2 separate regions of the Homo sapiens genome follow, and region 1 is linked to region 2. A link is a loop called in an ENCODE intact Hi-C map of the cell type or tissue named here. Cell type or tissue: A673. All regions are shown on one strand.

Region 1 (2,500 bases), 150 kb before region 2:
GCTTAGCTGAGTTGAATTGAGTTGGGCTGAGCTAAGCTGAGTTGAGTTGAGCTGAGCTGAACTGAGCTGAGCTGAGATAAATTGAGTTGAGTTGAGCAGAATTGAGTTGAGCTGAGCTGAACTGAGTTGAGCTGAGCTTAGCTGAGCTGAATTGAGTTGAGTTGAGCTGAGCTAAGCTGAGTTGAGTTGAGCTGAGCTGAACTGAGTTGAACTGAGCTTAGCTGAGCTGAGTTGAGTTGAGCTGAGCTGAGCTTACCTGAAATGAGTTGAGTTAAGCTGAGGTGAGTTGAGCTGAGCTGAGCCGAGTTCAGCTGAGCTGAATTGAGTTGAGCTGAGCTGAATTGAGCTGAGCTGAGCTGAGCTGAGCTGACTCAAGTTGGAGAAGGCATCTCTTAAGGCTTCAATCTGGGGGCAGCATGGACCTTGCAGCCAGTGGATAGGAGATGGGCATGGAAAGCAAGGTCAAGAGCCCAGCCTGCCATCCTAAGAAGCTGTCTGGTGGAGGAGTGAAAAGCAAGGACCTGGGAACCAGATTACCTGCTTTATAATCCTGGCTCCACCATCCAACAGCTCTGTAACCCTGGGCAAGTTACTTAACTTCCCTGTGACCCAGTTTCTTCATCTACAAAATGAGGATAATAACACCTTCTATATCATAAAATTAAGTGAATTAACATTTCTAACAATCCCTGGCACAGATCTCATTATTATTAGTTTTTCAGGGGACAGGAATGGATGAGCATACAGGGACTTGCCTCAACTGACCCTTAGGGCTTCCTGAGCACAGGAGCCAGGTCCTTCACATGCATTTCTCAGCTAATTCTCCCAAAAACTCTTGAAATGTCTGTTCAACTCTTGTTGATCTTTTTGCTTTTGCATCCCCAGCCCCTTCCCAGTGCCTGGAAGGAATAAATGAACAACTTCATGAATAAGAGGAAAAAATATTTATTGTTTGCCATGCAATAGGCTAAGCATTTTACACACATTATTTTAATTATTTTAATGTGCACAACAACTCTATGAGGTCTAGGTGCCATCATTAGACCCCTTTTTACAGAAAAACAACCTGAGGTTCAGAAAGGTGAAGGAATTTTCCCAGGGGTGCACAGCTTCCAAGTGGCTGAGCCAAGATACAAATTCAGACGTGCCAGGCTCTTGCCCTCTATAACACTGCCTCTGTGAATCAAAGTGTTTGGTCCCATTTTACAGGTGAGAAAGCTGAGGCCAGACAGCTTTAAGCTGCTTGGAGTCAGTCTCCAAGTTTCTGTTCTCTTTCCTGCACCCCAGCTGCTCCACATACTGGCCTAATGCACCCTCACCCAACTCCCAGAGACATGGATATTGTATATTCCTTGCCTGGGGGTTCCTGAGGGTGTTTCAGAGGCCATGTGCCTAGAGCAAAGGCATAACTGTAGTGACAAGTCTTGAGCTGGTGAGACATGTGCGCTGGGGGAAACAAGCCCTTCCCCCTGACAGCTTTGTTAGTCATGACTTGCTGCAATGCGCAGTGGCACTCCAGGAAGCCGGGCCTCCTTAACATTAGGAAGCTGTAGCTGCTGCCTCACAGACTGGCTGCAGAGCCAGCTGGCTTCTGCAGCTGCCCATCATCCTGCCTGCCCTGTCTACGGCCCTGCTGTCTTAAGGATTTTTTTCTTTCCTGCTAGAAAGATTGACAGGGCCCCTGAATCTTTCTCCTTGACAACACAGGCTACAGTCAGGACTGGAGACAACCTGGGCACAGGTCTTGCTGCTCAAATATGACACCTTCCAAATGTTGAAACCCTAACTATGCCCAAGCTATCTTAGACACATACAAGGCAGGAGAGTTTGGAGAGTCAGGGTCTAGTGGAGCACAGGCACAGGGAGTACAGACATTCACTGAGCATATTCTTCAGCTGCTAACATAATACCTTGACCAGCAGGTCCTTTACATCCATCATGTTACTAACCCTCTGACCATCGAGGGAGGGTGACATCATTCCATTTAAGGGATAGGGAAAGCAAGGCCAAGACAGGTGAGCTGACCTTCTTATGATCACACAACCATAATATTTGATTAAAATGTGCTGGAGAGATCATGTAACAATAAGCCCAGAGGACCCAGACACAAAGTCATCAAAAAGAGATGCCTTTGCGTATGTTAATACCCTCATCAAGCAGTGGTACTCTTTCCACCCTGGCCCAGCCCTGCCTGTCACTCCCATGTTAGATTCTGGAAAAAAACAAGTTGGGAGCCAGTAGCACCTAGCTGCTGGCTTTTCTAACTCCCAGGAGTTGGGCTTCTAGATTCAAATCCTGACTCTGTCCCTCACCAGCTGTGTGCCCTCAGGCATGTTACTTAACCTCTCTGAGCCTCAGCTCCCTCTATTGTAAACTGGGCAGTTTAATGAGACTAATGCTTGTGGGAGTCTCAGGCCTGGACTCAAATGCTCCATGCAAAGCTCTGAGCCCAGTGCTGCGGATGGAAGGAGGGAGCTACTCTGATTTTCATCACGATCCT
Region 2 (2,500 bases):
ACCCCATCTGTAAAAAAAAAAAAAAAAAATTAAAAATTAGGCAGGCGTGGTGGTGCACACCTGCAGTCCCAGCTACTCAGGAGGCTGAGGCGGGAGGATGGCTTGAGCCCAGGAGGTCGAGGTTGCATGAGCTGTCATTGTGCCACTGGACTTCAGCCTAGGCAACAAAGCAAGATCCTGTCTCAAAAAATATTAATAATAATCCATGAGACCCAACTGGAGGGCTTGTTAGGGGCCAGTTGCTTGCCCCCCAACCCCACAGTGTGCCTTTCTAAGACGCTGATGTTGGTGGTCTGGGGACCGTGCTTTAGAAACACCACCCTCACGTGGACCTGTCCGTTATCTTTTCTTTCATCCCCGTTTTGCAGAGAGGGACACTAAGCATCATGGAGCTGACCACGTTTATCACCACCCAAGACCACGTAGGCAGCCGTAGAGGCAGTCAGGCAGCCTCGCCTCTCGGCTTCCTTTGAGGTTTTAAAGGCTAAGAGGGTGTCATTTGTGGGTTCTCAGTGTCCTAGCCTAGATCCATGTGACAATTTTCTTTTTTTTTTTTTTTTTTTTTTGAGACGGAGTCTCACTCTGTTGCCCAGGCTGGAGTGCAGTGGCATGATCTCGGCTCACTGCAACCTCCACTTCCTGGGTTCAAGCGATTCTTCTGCCTCAGCCTCCCAAGTAGCAGGGATCACAGGCGTGCACCACCACGCTCGGCTAATTTCTGTCATTTTAGTAGAAATGGGGTTTCGCCATGTTGGCCAGGCTGGTCTCGAACTCCTGATCTCAGGTGATCCACCTGCCTCGGCCTCCCTAAGTGCTAGGATTACAGGTGTGAGCCACCGCTCCCGGCCCACGTGACCATTTTCTTTCTGCCTGGTATTTGCCAATGTGCTTAATGAGTCTGCGTTGAATTAAAGAATGCCCTGGCTTGCCCCCGCCCCCATGAATCCCTCTATAAACACATACGTACTAACCAAAAAGAAGGATAAATAGAACACACTGAAACGCCAGGGTGACAGCTACCTGCAGCACTGGCTGAGTTTTCATTTTCTTCCATCTCCTGAGAGAAAGGAAGCCACTCCCTTTCTGGGAATATGAGCCCCCGGCTGACTCCAGGCGGCTCATCCCCCTACCTTCCTCTGCAAAAACGAACAGGGATTTAAGCAGCAGCAAAGACACTCGGAGGTCATCTGGGCCATCTCCCAGCATCTCCTGTCTCCTGTCTGGGCGGCAGCAGGCGAGGCTACCTGGGTCCTGAGACTCCCCGAGGACGGCGATCCCCTGCTGCCCCCTGCTGGCTGAATTGGTAATGGCTGAGAAGTGAACGCAGCTGGGAATGCAGGAACTTCAAAGTCTCCGGTCTCTCTGACTCGTAGTCTCCCCGCCTCCTCTTGAAAGATTCAAGTTCCCCTGGAAGATGAGCCAGCCTTTCCAAAACTACCTTCAGTATCTGCACTATGCCTGCCCATTCACATTCATATTCTCCACTAATTCCCACAATTGTATTTCTGAGAGAGAGACCTTCAGTATCCCGGTCGTTCACCAAATGTTCCCTGGGTGCTGCAAGGAGTCTGGCTGTGTATGAGTCCAGGAGTTCAAGACCAGCCTGGGCAACATAGCAAGACCCCACCTCCACAAAAAATGAAAAAATTAGCCAGGAGTGATGGCACTCAACTGTAGACACAACTACTAGGGAGGCCAAGGAGGGAAGTTTGCTTGAGCATGGGAGGTGGAGGCTGCTATGATGGTGCCACTGGTACTCCAGCCTGGGCCACAGAGTGAGATCTTGTCTCCCCCCCCAAAAAAGAATAATATTCTGTAACACGTGAAAAGTATACAAAATTCAACTCTCGATGTCCATATATAAAGTGCGTTTTTGTTTTTACTTTTTTGTAGAGACAGGATCTCATTCTGTTGCCCAGGCTGGTCTCAAACTCCTAGCCTCAAAGGATCCTCCCACCTTGGCCTCCCAAAGTGCTGGAATTACAGGCGTGAGCCACAGTGCCCGGCCTCCAGTTGTCTCTGAAGTCTCCTTTTTCTTCTGGTAGACCAGGGATCAGCATACTTCTGTAAAAGGAGAGTGAATATTTTTCATTTCGTGCGCCATGCAGTCTCTGTCCAAATGACTCAACTCTGCTCTTGTATCTAGAAAGCAGCTGTAGATGATATGTCAATGATGAATGTGGCTGTATTCCAATAAAACTTTATGTATGGGTCAGGTATGGTGGCTCACACCAGTAATCCCAACACTTTGGGAGGCCGAGGTCGGGAGTTCAAGACCAGCCTGACCAACATGGAGAAACCCCATCTCTACTAAAAATACCAAATTAGCCAGGCATGGTGGAGCCGGCCTGTAATCCCAGCTACTCAGTAGGCTGAGGCAGGAGAATCGCTTGAACCAGGAAGACGGAGGTTGCTGTAAGACGAGATCGCACCATTGCACTCCAGCCTGGGCAACAAGAGCGAAACTCTATCTGAAATAAAAAATAAAAAATAAAAAAAT

What was found. Hi-C counts contacts between places; a loop is a spot of excess contacts. Peaks named below come from ENCODE experiments on the same cell type or tissue, not always from the same donor. Only the 100,000 strongest peaks of a DNase experiment are listed, where the experiment ranks them.
Region 1: it touches region 2 in a loop (2.2-fold over the local background); 2 of 110 quality-filtered maps call a loop at or near these places.

What each region holds. Positions count from the first base shown.
Region 1 is chr16:9,310,487-9,312,986 of GRCh38, reverse strand. No RefSeq gene overlaps it. Among named protein-coding and RNA genes, the nearest start is that of LINC02177, 44 kb to the left of the region's middle. RefSeq lists an enhancer at 1,300-1,801. In A673, no CTCF peak of the experiment used is centred here; a DNase peak (open chromatin) is centred at 1,496.
Region 2 is chr16:9,159,090-9,161,589 of GRCh38, reverse strand. No RefSeq gene overlaps it. Among named protein-coding and RNA genes, the nearest start is that of HAPSTR1, 69 kb to the right of the region's middle. In A673, a CTCF peak has its summit at 1,307 (motif pointing left); a DNase peak (open chromatin) is centred at 1,299.